2 separate regions of the Homo sapiens genome follow, and region 2 is linked to region 1. A link is a contact called in ENCODE Hi-C or POLR2A ChIA-PET data. All regions are on one chromosome and are shown on one strand. Each heading gives the region's core, a stretch centred on a gene start or an enhancer-like site at or near the end of the contact. The rest is flanking DNA. Distances are from core to core; before and after follow the strand shown.

Region 1 (7,544 bases), core at 2,779-5,278:
AGCCTTTTACCAACTGACTTCAGGGTTTTTCAAGGATACAGCAACCTTCCAAGGGGGAAAGTGTTTGGCTTACCTGGGAGGGACTAGCCACCTGAACAGCGTAGGGGAAAATAAAATTTACTTCCCAGGGAACTGGCACCCTCAGAGCCATTGTCTTCTCTGCCTCTGGCCACCTTATGTGATCCTGGCCTTAGAGGTGGCCATTGCAAAAGCCAGTATTTCCAAGGTTCTGCTGACTTGGATTTTTATGATATCAAACATTGGTGTTGGGCATGTTTAGTTGGATCAAGTGGATGTTTTTGCCACATCTGTTATCAGTACAGTCAGATATTCAGAGTATTTCATTTTGGAAGCAGAGAGTAATATACAGCGTCTAATTCTCAAGGAAATCATTCATTCAGTTAACACATTTCAGCTTCAGCTGGGCGTGGTGGCTCACGCGTGTAATCCCAGCACTTTGGGAGGCTGAGGTGGGCTTATCACCTGAGGTCCGGAGTTTGAGACCAGCCTGGCCAACATATGATGAAACTCTATCTCTACTAAAAAATACAAAAATTAGCTGGGTGTGGTGGTGACTGCCTGTAGTCCCAGCTACTTGGGAAGCTGGGCAGAAGAATCAACCTCCAGGAGGTGGAGGTGGCAGTGAGCCAAGATCGTGATACTGCACTCCAGCCTGGGCGAGCGACAGAGCAATACTCTGTCTCTCAAAAAAAAAAAAAAAAAAAAAAAAGTTAACAAATTTCTGTGGAGGGTCAACTGTGCGCCAGGTCCCATTCAAGACATTGAGGATACAACAATGAATGCAACAGATAAAAACTAAAAATTCCTGCCTTGTGCTGTTGACATTTTGTTTGGAGACTCTTATGTCTGGCCTCTTTCATTAAATGTAATGTCTGAAAGATTTATTCTGGTTAACTATACAGCACTTCATTCCTGTTTATTGAGAAGTATTCTGTTGTATGAATGTACTACAATATGTTTATTCACCTATTGATGAGCATTTGGGGGCAATTATAAATAAAGCCATGAACATTTGTTTTCACATATTTTTGTGAACATGTTTTCATTTCAATATTGTGATTTTTGAAGTTTCAAGTGTGGAGGCCTTGGACATCTTTTGTTAGGTTTATTCCCAGGTATTTTAACCATTTTCAAATATAGAGTGCAGTGGCATTAAATTAACCCCAGTTGGTCCATGGGCCTCTTTAGTATTGTCTGTGTTTATTTTGCTGGATTCAGTTTGCTAATGTTTTGAGGAGGACGTTGCCCCTTTTGATGGTAGGCATTTTGGTCTGTAACGCTCTTGTGGTGTCCTTGTTAGATACTCTTGTGATGTCCTTATCGTATTTTTCTTTTCTTTTTTCTTTTTTTTTGAGATGGAGTCCTACTCTGTCACCCAGGCTGTAGTGCAATGGCATGATCTTGGCTCATGGCAACTTCCACCTTCCAGGTTCAAGCGATTGTCCTGCCTCAGCCTTCTGAGTAACTGGGATTACAGGCACGCATCACCACGCCTGGCTAATTTTGTATTTTTAGTAGAGATGGCGTTTCACAATGTTGGCCAGGCTGGTCTTGAACTCCTGACCTCAAGTGATTCACCTGCCTCGGCCTCCCAAAATGCTGGGATTACAGATGTGAGCCACTGCACCCGGCCCTTATCATATTTTTCTGATGTCCTTGTTAGATATTTGTATCAGAGTTGTCAGTCTTTTTGTCTCTTTGCTTCAGTTTGGAAATCTCCTGTTGATCTGTCTTCAAGTTCATAGATTTTTTTCTTCTGCTGTATCCACTCTGTTATACAGTCATGCATCATGTAACAGTGGAGATACGTTGTGAGAAATGCATTAGTGATTTTCTCCTTGTAGGGACATCATAGAGTGTACTCACACAAACCTAGATGATTTCCCCTACTGCACACCTAGGCTATATGGTACAGCCTGTTGCTCCTAGGCTACAGACTTGTACAGCATATGACTATACTGAATACTGTAGGCAACAGTAACGTAATGGTATTTGTATATCTAAACACAGCAAAGGTACAGTAAAAATATGGTATAAAAATTAAGAAATGGTACACTTACATAGGGCACTTACCATGAATGGAGCTTGCAGGACTGGAAGCTGTTGCTGGTGAGTCAGTGAGTAAGTCGCGAGTGAATGTGAAGGCCCAGGACATTACACATTACTGTACACTACTGTAGACTGTGTAAACGCTATACATTTAGGCTACAGTGAGTTTATTAAAAATTGAGTAATTGCACTACAGTGTTATGACAGCTCCGATGTCACTAGGCGATGAGGATTTTTCAGCTCCATTGTAATCTTAGGGGGCCACCATTGTGTATGTGGTCTGCTGTTAACCAAAAACATCGTTATGTGGTGCATGGCTGCACCATCCAATGAATCTTTTATTGTAGACTCTTATGTTTCAGTTCTAGGCTTCCTGTTTAGTTCTTTTATAGTTTCCATCCCTCCTGAAATACCCCACATCTTCACTACACCTTCTTCTGTGTTTTCCACATCTATTACTTTAAAGCCCTGTGATACGGTTTGGCTGTGTCCCCACCCAAATCTCAACTTGAATTGTATCTCCCAGAATTCCCACATGTTGCAGGAGGGATCCAGGGGGAGGTAATTGAATCACCCACATGTAGCGGGAGGGACCCAGGGGGAGGTAATTGAATCATGGGGGTCGGTCTTTCCTGTGCTGTTCTTGTCACAGTAAGTCTCACGAGGTCTGATGGGTTTATCAGGGGTTTCCACTTTTGCTTCTTCCTCATTTTTCTCTTGCCGCTGCCAATGTAAGAAGTGCCTTGTGCCTCCCACCATGATTCTGAGGCCTCCACAGCCATGTGGAACTGTAAGTCCAATTAAACTCCTTTTTGCTCACAGTCTCAGGTATGTCTTTTATCAGTGGTATGAAAATGGCCTAATCCAACCTGCTCTGCTGATTCTTACATCTAGGTTATCTTTGTGTTTGTTTCTCTTGACCACGGGTTATATTTTCCTGTTTCTTTGCATGTCTGGTAATTTTATTGTATAGTGGACATCATGGTTTGTATGCTAGGTTTTGCATTCAAAGTAAAGAGTATTGAGTTTTGATACAGCTGCATATTAGCTTACTGTCAGAGCACCCAATGCTTAGGGAGTTTTTGCTTTGTGAATGTGGCTGGTCTGCTCTGTCTCCTGGTGAGTCACAGATTGAGCTTCCTCTGCTTCACCTAGGCAGGCAGCCCATTTAGACAGTCAGCCTCTCTCATAATAAGATAAACAATTATGAGAATGGGTTACTACTTTGTAACAAAACAATTAGGGGAAAATGTTAACTTCCTATGCAATATGTAGCTACATTTGAATTTTGACATGGATTCCTTTTCAACCTTAAAAAAGCCTTAGTTTCCTTTAAACCTCCTTCATTATTAATACCCATGAATTTTTATTCTCAGCATGTGTCATCTAGGGGAAGGCTGTGGATCCCCACCATCTTGCCAGTCTTGGTGGAGGAGCACCTGCCATCACAGTCTGCTGGCCCCTGCCTCTGTTTCTCCCTGATCTCCTACCCCTCTCCTGTTGCTTTTCTTACCCAGGGTTGTCATTATTTTATTATTATTATTATTATTATTATTATTATTATTATTACTACTTGAGACAGAGTCTTGCTCTGTCACCAGGCTGGAGTGCAGTGGCACAATCTCTGCTCACTGCAACCTCTGCCTCCCGGGTTCAAGCGATTCCCCTGCCTCAGCCTCCCGAGTAGCTGGGACTACAGGTGTGCACCACCACACCCGGCTAATTGTTTGTATTTTAATAGAGACGGAGTTTCATCATGTTGGCCAGGATGGTCTCGATCGCCTGACCTCATGATCCACCCACCTTGGCCTCCCAAAGTTCTGGGATTACAGGCGTGAGCCACCGCACCCGGCCGAGTTGTCTTTATTTAGCACCCTCTCTCCTCCCTGACAATCACTTCTTGGTGTAGAAGTTTCTTCTTCATCCATGTCCCGTCAGGCCTTGGATCAGTGCCTGGCAGCATGAGGGGCAGGGGATTTCCACACTTCATTTCTGAAACGTGGATGCTCCACCAGCTGGTGAGCATGTCTACTGCACTTACGTTGCTGAAGGAATTTTATAGCTGCCAAATTCCGTTTCAGTCCTTTCCTTGCTTTCCCAGGGATCCACTTAACAGACTCTCTCCAGCTCTGTTCCTCTTCCAAGGCCCCAAATGTGCCAGATAAAGATAAAATATAATTGTTGGAAAATAGAAAGCAACTCCCATAGTTTTCTCAGACAATTCAAAAGCAAAGATGCCATTTTCCAAGCACTTCTATCTGGCTTTTTGGGGATATATATATGTATATATATATATACATATATATATTCCCCCCCCCGCCCGAAACAGAGTCTTGCTTTGTCACCCAGGCTGGAGTGCAGTGGCGTATTCTCGGCTCACTGCAAGCTCCGCCTCCTGGGTTCACGCCATTCTCCTGCCCCAGCCTCCCGAGTAGCTGGGACTACAGGTACCCACCACTACGCCTGGCTAATTTTGTTTTTGTATTTTTAGTAGAGATGGGGTTTCACCGTGTTAGCCAGGATGGTCTCGATCTTCTGACCTTGTGATCCTCCCACCTTGGCCTCCCAAAGTGCTGGGATTACAGGTTTGAGCCACCGCGCCCAGCCTGGATATTGTCTATTCAGATTGAAAGCCCGCTTCGGTGAGGGAAGTGTGAGCGGGGTATGATGGCAGGAGCACCCTCCACCCCAGCACCCCCTTGTCATCTTCCTTACATCCCTTGCTCTCTCTGTCCTGTGGGCACCTGACCAGCGGCCAGGGAGAAGCCTGCAACAGGGGGAACAACCTTCTCTTCCTTGACTCTTGCAAGGTAGAAAAGAAATGGCTTACACTTGTGGGGGCATCCCAAGGGACTGATCTGAATCTCATAGCTTAGGCATAGCTGACATTAATCTGATCAGGCATGTCTTAATGATTTTTCTAGCAGAGTGGACAAAGCACCCTGAGCCCGCCTCCAGACAGGGACATGTCCAGCACATACCCAGGCAGAGGTGACTTCCATTTATGTTGGTAGTGTGGCCAGTGTCTAATCAGCAGTTAACTCCAGTGCAAAAAGAGTGAAAGCTGGGCAGGCAGGCTCGCATTGTTAACACATGTGCTGCCTATTTAAACTACCTTTAAGGAACCCTTAACCCAAGGAAACAATGGCTGGTGAGCTGGAGTTAACACCAAAATCTCTTTCTTGAAGTATTTATAGCTCCAGGTTCTGTTCTTTGAGAAAAGGGTTTTCTGCAGAAGCTTGAGAAGGTCTTCACTATTGCAAGTGTTCAGCCTCTGCCTTAGCAAGAGAGTTCAGATAGGGATTTTAAATCCATGTGGTTAAACTGAACACATTCTTTTTTTTTTTTTTTTTTTTTTTTAAATTTAAAGACAGGGTCTTGCTCTTGTCACCCAGGCTGGAGCCCAGTAGTTTGATCTCGGCTCACTGCAGCCTCTGTCTCCCAGTTCAAGTGATCCTCCCACTTCAGCCTCCTGAGTAGCTGAGACTACAGGCACACGCCACCACGCCCAGCTAGTTTTTGTATTTTTTATAGAGGTGGGGTTTCACCATGTTGCCCAGACTGGTCTCGATCTCCTGGGCTCAAGTGATTCACCAGCCTTGGCCTCCCAAAGTGCTGGGATTACAGGCACGAGCCACTGTGCCTAGCCTTAAATTGAACAGAATTCAGATTTCATTTGGGGATGGTCTACTCTAAATGGATGTAGAATGGAAAGCCGAGTGCTCTCAGGCTTATGGGGTAGGTTCCAGATTTTCTGGAAAACAAGCTACAGGCTTGAGGTGCTCATGCAAGGCTTGTCCGAGCATCTTCAGTCCCCTCTTCTGCCAGCAGTGGCAGCCCCCGATGTGTCTGCTGTGGCTCATTGGCGTCAATGGACCTTTGGAGGGTCCTGAGCACCACTTTAAAATCCTCCAGGATACTTATCATGATGGCTTTCATTGGCTGAAGCCAGACCAACAGTTTCTGCAGAAAATAATTCAGCACAAACTCCAACCTGGGGACCTGGGAAAGGATTACCCCATCTTCCCATCCATGCAGGCTGACCGGGAGGAGCAGGAGGGAGAACAGCCTGTCCGTGTCTCTCCCTCTTCTGACCTCCTACGCCTGTGACATGCAGTCTGTGCCGTCCATGCAGCGGTGGCCAGGTCGCACTTCTGCGTAGAGTAGGCATGCATGTATGCCATTCTGTGAGTTCTTTGAGGCTTGGACTTCTTGGAGTCCCTACCATCACCTTTGAACATAGTAGAGAATACATTTGTGTATTGCTTTTCTCCTTTTCAAATATTTCTGCTGTTTACCTTGTGGATTGTCATCGTTATCATAAAAGCCTTGTTTGCAAACAAGGGAAGTTTGCAGGGGCATTGCCATAATGTCCCTGATGTATTAAATAGTTCAAGGGTAAGGTGAAACACGTGCCTGATGTTCTGGGTATGTGCATGTATACACAAACACATACCCATCCCCGTGTACCCTTCACCTCAAGAATCATCCTCACCCTTAACCAGTCCTCCCATTCTTTTTCCATACTCCCTTAAAGATGTGGAATTTTTTGAAATTAATAGGCATTTTTTAGAACAGTTGTAGGTTTATAGAAAAATTGAACAGAAAATCCAGAGTCTTCCCGCCCTCCTTCTCATAGTTTCCCTTATTTTAATGTCTTGCATTCATGTGAGACATTTATTGCTGCTGAGCCAATATTGATAACATTATTATTAACTAAAATCAGTAGTTTACATTAGGGCTTATTCTTTATGTTTTACCTTCTATGGGTTTTGCCCAATGTATAGTGACGTGTGCTCACCATTACAGTATCATACAGAATATTTCACTGCCCTAAAACCCCAGTGTGTCTCTTGGAATCCATCCCTCCCTCCCTCATAACCCCTGGCATCCACTGACATTTCTCTATAACCAGTCTCTATAGTTTTGCTGTCCATGGTTTTGCACTTTCTAGAATGTCATATGATTGGAATCATACAGTATGTATGTAGCCTTCAGATTGGCTCTTTTCACCTAGTAATATGCATGTAAGTTTCCTCTCTTTTTGTGGCTTGATAGCTCATTTTTTTTTAGCACTAAATAATACCAGTGTCTGGATGTACCACAGTTTGTTTATCCATTCACCTACAGAAAGACATCTTATTGCTTCCAAGTTTTGACAATTATGAATAAAGCTGCCATAAACATTTACATACAGGTTTTTGTGTGACTTATGTGTTCTACTTATTTAAATTTACTTATATAAATACCAAGTAACAAAATTGCTGGATCGCAAGATGCTGGATCATAAAAGAAGTCATTGGCGGGACCTGGCACCTCCCAGAGCTCTAACAGACTTTGTGTGTTTCTTACCAGGGATGATTACCACGAGGATGGGTTCTGCCAGCCTTACCGGGGAATTGCCTGTGCACGCTTCATTGGCAACCGGACCATTTATGTGGACTCGCTTCAGATGCAGGGGGAGATTGAAAACC
Region 2 (7,544 bases), core at 2,755-5,254, 56 kb before region 1:
GGTCCCTCGCCCCTTCCTGTTTTCCATCTTGATCAGGAAGCTGATCTGCCTCGATGGCCTCAGTTTTGTGTTAACATTTTTAATACAGTAAGCTCAGTAACTCAAATTAGAGACCACAGAGAAAGAGGGGCCACAAAGAAATTGCTCCTTTCCTTGAGGCCACGTGTGTCCTCAAGGAGTTGACGTTTCTGGACATCTCAGGTCTCTCTCCAGTCAGCAACTGTCATGTTCCCATCGTTGGCTAAGAGAGGTGCTGGCCAACAGTGCTTTGCAGTACACCACAGATGACAGAAATATCTGCACTGGTATTATTCTCTCTCTCTCTTTTTTTTTTTTTGAGACGGAGTCTTGCTCTTGTCACCCAGGCTAGAGGGCAGTGGTGCGATTTCGGCTCATTGCAACCTCCGCCTCCCGGGTTCAAGCGATTCTCCTGCCTCAGCCTCCTGAGTAGCTGGGATTATAGGCGTGTGCCACCGCCCCCGGCTAATTTTTGTACTTTTAGTAGAGACAGGGTTTCACCATGTTGGCCGGACTGGTCTCGAACTCCTGACCTCAGGTGATCCACCCACTTCAGCCTCCCAAAGTGCTGGGATTACAGGCATGAGCCACTGCACCGGGCCAGTGATGTTATTCTCTAAGAGGCTGATGAGTTATGAATGAACAAATGTCCAAAAGTCACAAAAAAGGAAAGTAAGGCCTGAACGGCTTGTGCTGCCCCATGTGTCTCCCTTCACTCCTCAGCTGTGGCCTTGCTGTTTGGTGGACCCTGGCCACGCACACCTGGGGCTAGAGCTGGGTGCCACTGTGTGGGGGTTCCTTGAGAAGGGAGCCATGGCCCCTGCTGAGGGGTACAGTGGGCCAGGAGCATTGCTGGCATCAGGGATTTTTCCCAAATGAGTGGTGAGAGGTGGAAAAATTAGAAAAGGGGAGAGATGGAGAAAAACAACTGGCATTTATGGACTTGTGTGTCAGGAATGTGAGACACAGTTCAGTAAGCTGGAGAGAGCTTTCCTTGTCCCTACTTGGTATTTAAGGAGATGGAGGCAGAGAAGCTGTGTTTCCTGCCTTGGCTCAGGGCTGGTAGGTGGCAGAGGCAGGCTCTGCATGGCCCCCATCTGGCCAGAACCTCCTAAGGGCTCCGTTTCTGAGTGCACATGGGGAGAGGGTGCAGCACAGAGTTGATGGCTGGACTCCGTTATAGCTGCATTTTATTTCAACTCTAAGGCTGGCCACCTCCGTGCTGAGAGCCCGCAGGGAGAATGTAAGGTGGGCTGGAGGGGAATGCGTGCCCCCGTCTCGGCACTGTCCACACTTGGGACGGTCATACTCCATGCTGGGCTGTCCTGTGTGTTGGGGGGAGTGAGCAGCGTCCCTGGATTCCACTCATGAGAGGCCAAGGGGCACCTCCCAAGTCTGATCATCAAAAATGTCTTCGGCTTTGGCAGTGTCCCCTGGGGCAGTGTCATTGAAAACCACTGGAGTAGAGGAAAGATACCTTCCAGAGGGTGGGGAGAGAACTGCAACAGAAAAGGAAACCACTCCATCACAACTTGGCTCCACCACACACAGGTGGATTCAGAACAAGAAAAGGAACAATGCCAAATCAGAGTGACAGGGCGCGAGGGGCATGTGTGAGACAGAGTGGGTGGGGAATGGATCTCTCTTCAGCTTGGTGTTTCTGTGTGGAAATTCTTAATCGCAAGTCTCCAAGAGGTTGCTCTTTCTCTGTGAAGGCACTTGCAGGTGCACAGGGTCAGAGCGTCTCTGCTGCGTGGTGTATCTCTCCCGCCTGCTTCTCCAATCCCAAGGGTCACCCACTTCACAGATACAGAACTGAGTCACAATAGAAAGCACAGGATTTCCTCCACACTGTGTTCTGGCAAAACGAAAGTAGACAAAAGTAGAGCACAGAGCTGGAGGATGAGAGGGGGCATCTCACACTGAAAAATTCATGGACAAGATAGCAGGGCCCAGGGTGTCAGCCCCGCCCACAGAGCCCAGGGTGTCAGCCCCACCCACAGAGCCCAGGGTGTCAGCTCGCCCACAGAGCCCAGGGTGTCATTCCCCACCCACAGAGCCCAGGGTGTCAGCTCCACTCACTAGCCCAGGGCGTCAGCTGCACCCACAGATCCCAGGGTGTCATTCCCCACCCACAGAGCCCAGGGTGTCAGCCCCACCCACAGATCCCAGGGTGTCATTCCCCACCTACAGAGCCCAGGGTGTCAGCCCCGCCCACAGAGCCCAGGGTGTCAGCCCCACCCACAGAGCCCAGGGTGTCAGCCCCGCCCACTAGCCCAGGGTGTCATTCCCCACCCACAGAGCCCAGGGTGTCAGCTCCACTCACTAGCCCAGGGCGTCAGCCGCACCCACAGATCCCAGGGTGTCATTCCCCACCCACAGAGCCTAGGGTGTCAGCCCCGCCCACAGAATGCAGGGTGTCAGCCCCACCCACAGAGCCCAGGGTGTCATTCCCCACTAACAGACCCCATGGTGTCAACTCCACCCACTAGCCCAGGGTGTCAGCCTCGCCCACAGAGCCCAGTGTGTCATTCCCCACCCACAGAGCCCAGGGTGTCAGCCCCACCCACAGAGCCCAGGGTGTCAGCCCTATCCACAGATCCCAGGGTGTCAGCCCCACCCACAGAGCCCAGGGTGTCAGCCCCACCCACAGATCCCAGGGTGTCATTCCCCACCCACAGAGCCCAGGGTGTCAGCCCTGCCCACAGAATGCAGGGTGTCAGCCCCACCCACAGAGCCCAGGGTGTCATTCCCCACTAACAGACCCCATGGTGTCAACTCTACCCACTAGCCCAGGGTGTCAGCCTCTCCCACAAAGCCCAGTGTGTCATTCCCCACCCACAGAGCCCAGGGTGTCAGCCCCACCCACAGAGCCCAGGGTGTCAGCCCTATCCACAGATCCCAGGGTGTCAGCCCCGCCCACAGAGCCCAGGGTGTCAGCCCCACCCACAGAGCCCAGGGTGTCAGCCCTATCCACAGATCCCAGGGTGTCAGCCCCACCCACAGAGCCCAGGGTGTCAGCCCCACCCACAGATCCCAGGGTGTCATTCCCCACCCACAGAGCCTAGGGTGTCAGCCCCGCCCACAGAATGCAGGGTGTCAGCCCCACCCACAGAGCCCAGGGTGTCATTCCCCACTAACAGACCCCATGGTGTCAACTCCACCCACTAGCCCAGGGTGTCAGCCTCGCCCACAGAGCCCAGTGTGTCATTCCCCACCCACAGAGCCCAGGGTGTCAGCCCCACCCACAGAGCCCAGGGTGTCAGCCCTATCCACAGATCCCAGGGTGTCAGCCCCACCCACAGAGCCCAGGGTGTCAGCCCCACCCACAGATCCCAGGGTGTCATTCCCCACCCACAGAGCCCAGGGTGTCAGCCCTGCCCACAGAATGCAGGGTGTCAGCCCCACCCACAGAGCCCAGGGTGTCATTCCCCACTAACAGACCCCATGGTGTCAACTCTACCCACTAGCCCAGGGTGTCAGCCTCTCCCACAAAGCCCAGTGTGTCATTCCCCACCCACAGAGCCCAGGGTGTCAGCCCCACCCACAGAGCCCAGGGTGTCAGCCCTATCCACAGATCCCAGGGTGTCAGCCCCGCCCACAGAGCCAGGGTGTCAGCCCCATCCACAGATCCCAGGGTGTCAGCCCCGCCCACAGAGCCCAGGGTGTCAGCCCCACCCACAGAGCCCAGGGTGTCAGCCCTATCCACAGATCCCAGGGTGTCAGCCCCGCCCACAGAGCCAGGGTGTCAGCCCCATCCACAGATCCCAGGGTGTCAGCCCCGCCCACAGAGCCAGGGTGTCAGCCCCACCCACAGAGCCCAGGGTGTCAGCCCCACCCACAGATCCCAGGGTGTCATTCCCCACCCACAGAGCCCAGGGTGTCAGCCCTGCCCACAGAATGCAGGGTGTCAGCCCCGCCCACAGAGCCCAGGGTGTCAGCCCCACCTACTAGTCCCAGTGTATCAGCCCCATCTACTAGCCCAGACTGTCAGGCCCACCTACTGAATCCAGGATGTCAACCCCTCCCACTGAGCCCAGGGCGTCAGCGTCCCACCCAGGTACCCAGGCATAGCTTAGTCACACTGGAACCTCAAATAGACATTATCACAACTACTCCAGAAGACAGATCTGGGAAGACACAAAAATTGTAGAGTGAAGATGTGCCATGAGAATTTGGAAAGAAAAGGTAAAACATGTGAAAATGTTTTTTTTTTTTTTTTTTTCCTTGGGACAAGGTCTCACTCTGTTGCCCAGGCTGCAGTGCAGTATTGCCATCTCGGCTCACTGCAGCCTTGACCTCCCAGACTCAAGCAGTCCTCCCACTTCAGCCTCCAGAGTAGCTGAGATTACTGGCGTGCGTCACCATGCCCAGCTAATTTTTGTAGAGATGAGGTTTTGCCATGTTGCCCAAGCTGGTCTCAAACTCCTGAGCTCAAGCATTCCACCTGCCTCAGCCTCTCAAAGTGCTGGGATTACAGGCATGATTCACTGTGCCTGGCCAAAAGTGTTCTTTAGAAGCATACAGATCTTCCCTGGGGAACGTGTTCAGTCTCAAGTGAGCCCTGCACCGATGCCCAGGCCCTCTGACCCTTGAGGTTTTGCTCTGGTTTTCTTCAGGCGCCAACTCCTCCAGCCTGGGGATCTTTGCCTGGGAGTGCCACCAGCACTTGTTCTTTTCATGGTCTCATCTTCCAAGTCACTTAACACTGTGAGGATGGCATCACCGGGAGCCTCTGAGTCAGGGGTCATGGGTGTGAGTGTGCACGTGTTTCCTAGGCTGTCCCACCTGTATGTACATTCATGCTTATTTTTGCCATAACAGAGGTTCCTGTGTGCTATTTGGTTGTTCAGACAAAAGTGCTTTAAAATACCAAGCTGAGAGTTTCCCTTTAGCCTGGAGAAACAGGAGGCACATCACCCAGTGGTAATTACCCATGACATGATGCCATGATTGATTAGTTTAGGGCTTCTGGCTGTGAAAATAAAAAGGCCTCAAGGAAAAGCTCGGAAACAACCATGATTTATGAGTTTATGAGTCTCAATTAGGGAAAACAATGTATTGAAAAATGTTCTTTTTTATAGGGGCGTGGGAAGTAAGCAGTGTCTGGTGATATGATTGCTAACTTAATTCATTCAATAAATTCTTTTAAAAGGAGAAAGCTTAGAAGTGACTAATCCATTAGTTTAAAGAAAAAATTCATAGTTGGCAATTACATGTATTTTTATGATAATCACAAACAGTAGTTTAAACTGCTTAAGTATATTCAACATCAGTGCCACAATACAGTCACCATAAAATATACATTTCTGTCCTCATTCCAAAATTCTCGTTCTTCTTATTGTAGAAATCAGACATCAGCTAATGGCACTGAATATGTAAAGACGGTGGATGGAAGATATTCAGAAAACAGAATGTAAAGACTCTGTCTCATATTAGAAATGCATGGGGCGATTAGAGGCAGAGAAATCTAAATGCAGCTACATATAGTTTCATGCAGTTGATATTTTGTTATATAATGCATTACTTTTTTTTTTTTCTATTGAGATGGAGTCTTGCTATGTTGCCCAGGCTGGAGTGCAGTGGCACAGTCTTGGCTCACTGCAACCTCCACCTCCTGAGTTTAAGCAAGCCTCCTCAACCTCCGGAGTAGCTGGGATTACAGGCGCCTGCCACCACACCCAGCTAATCTTTGTATTTTTAGTAGAGACTGGGTTTCACTATGTTGCCCAGGCTGGTCTCGAAGTCTTGACCTCAAGTCATCTGCCTGCCTTGGCCTCCGAAAGTGCTGGGATTACAGGTATGAGCCACTGCGCCTGGCCTATAATACATTAATATTTAAAAATTTTTAGAGAACTAGAGAATCTCATTAAAATCAGAATTTCCAAGGTGAATTATTTTGTTTTACTTTTTTATTAGAAAAATTAAACTAGTTTTTTTTTTAATTGAAAAAGAAATGCCTAAGGAGAATCGCTTGAACCTGGGAGGCAGAGGTTGCAGTGAGCCAAGATCACGCCACTGCACTCCAGCCTGGGCCTGGGTGACAGAGACTCTGCCTCAAGAAAAAAGAGAAAGACAAAAAGAAATGCCTAAATGTGCTAAAATACTTAAGACAGCAGCTCACTGGGTTTCCCTCCCTAAAGCCTCTATGTGGATTTGTTTCTTCTGGGATTTCTGGTGACTGTAACAGGTCAAGCTGTGTGTGTCCAGGAATGGCAGGAAAGGGACACACTGTGGTTCTCACCTTGCTTTACTTACTGGTGAGTCTGCCGACTTTCTGCATCTCATGCACAGATTTACTTCAAGCTGCAAGCCCAGTGAAGTGTGACAATTAATTCAGTGGTGATGGGGTGACAGTAGAAACTTAGTGTTGTTTTGAGAGTTAAACAAAATAACTAAGGAGAAGTGGTTTAGCCAGTGCCCAGCACTCAAAACTTGTGAATATTGCTGTCCTTATTGTATTTTTATTATATCCACTGTTATCTATTTCATTTAACAATTGTGTGTCTATACTGTAATTCGTTAATGAATTTGGGCTTGATTGGTATTTGGATAGTCTCCCATCTTTTGCTGTGACAACCAGAGCTGGAACAAGCATCCTTATAGTTGCACCTCCAGATAGCCTGGAAGATAAATTCCTGGCTGTGGAACTGTGCATAGGCACATGGCTGGTTTTGGTAGAAGTCCTTATGGTGCAGCAGAGATTTTGAGGCATCGTTCACACCATGGACCAGGCTATAGGTATCCGACTCCCAGCCCTTCCATTGTCATGCATGAACTCTCTTTCCTATCCCAGTTTACCTCTGTTTAATTAGCACTGTAGTTTTGAATCTTTTCATATTTATTAGCTATTGCAATTTTATTTTTATGTAAACTCTTTGTGTCTTTTTTTTTTTTTTTGAAACGGAGTCTCACACTGTCGCCCGGGCTGGAGTGCAATGGCATGATCATGGCTTACTGCAACCTCCCCCTCCCAGGTTCAGGCAATTCTCCTGCCTCAGCCTCCTGAGTAGCTGGGATTACAGGCACCTGCCACCATGCCCGGCTAATTTTTTGTATTTTTAGTAGAGACAGAGTTTCACTATGTTGGCCAGGCTGGCCTTGGACTCCTGACCTCATGATCCACCCGCACCAGCCTCCCAAAGTGCTTTTGGTTTTCTATAGTCTTTTTTCTCATTAATGAACAGAGCTGTTCACTCATGGTTTTGTATTATATGCTTAAGTCTGTGATCATTTGGAATTTACTTTTTATGAAGAAGGAGATAGGACTTCAGCTTTTTTTTTTCTCAAATAACTGTCCTGTTCCAGTGATTTATGGATTCATCCTTCATCTTCCCATTTAGTTGAAAAATTGCCTTATTAATAATCTTTGTTTTCATACATATTTGGATCATTTCTCTATTCTCAAATTCCATCCTATTGATCTGTCAATCCATGTGTTAGACTTCATGGAGTAATAGACATTACTCCAAGGAAGATGTGCTTGTCTGTTTGCATTTTCTTGGACTTTCGTGTCTATATTCATT

What was found. A loop is a pair of places that touch in the nucleus more often than their neighbours do. ChIA-PET counts read pairs that join two places held with the same protein, here RNA polymerase II (POLR2A).
Region 2: a loop to region 1 is called in a map of heart left ventricle, with 4 times the contacts of the local background. The contact joins two enhancer-like sites. A Hi-C loop is called at or near these places in 1 of 168 maps with a recorded cell type or tissue (heart left ventricle). POLR2A ChIA-PET finds 5 or more read pairs at or near these places in 2 of 52 experiments (A673 and activated CD4-positive, alpha-beta T cell).

What each region holds. Positions count from the first base shown.
Region 1 is chr9:91,737,400-91,744,943 of GRCh38, reverse strand. It overlaps ROR2 (receptor tyrosine kinase like orphan receptor 2), which reads left to right. Exons shown (of 9, transcript NM_004560.4): 5 at 7,426-7,544. Among named protein-coding and RNA genes, the nearest start is that of MIR3910-2, 100 kb to the right of the region's middle. Within about 2 kb of position 4,028, at least 3 of the 41 ENCODE cell types and tissues checked have a DNase peak (open chromatin) inside an H3K27ac peak, as active enhancers do.
Region 2 is chr9:91,793,136-91,800,679 of GRCh38, reverse strand. The region is part of intron 1 of ROR2 (receptor tyrosine kinase like orphan receptor 2); the gene reads left to right. Among named protein-coding and RNA genes, the nearest start is that of ROR2, 150 kb to the left of the region's middle. RefSeq lists an enhancer at 493-993. Within about 2 kb of position 4,004, at least 8 of the 41 ENCODE cell types and tissues checked have a DNase peak (open chromatin) inside an H3K27ac peak, as active enhancers do.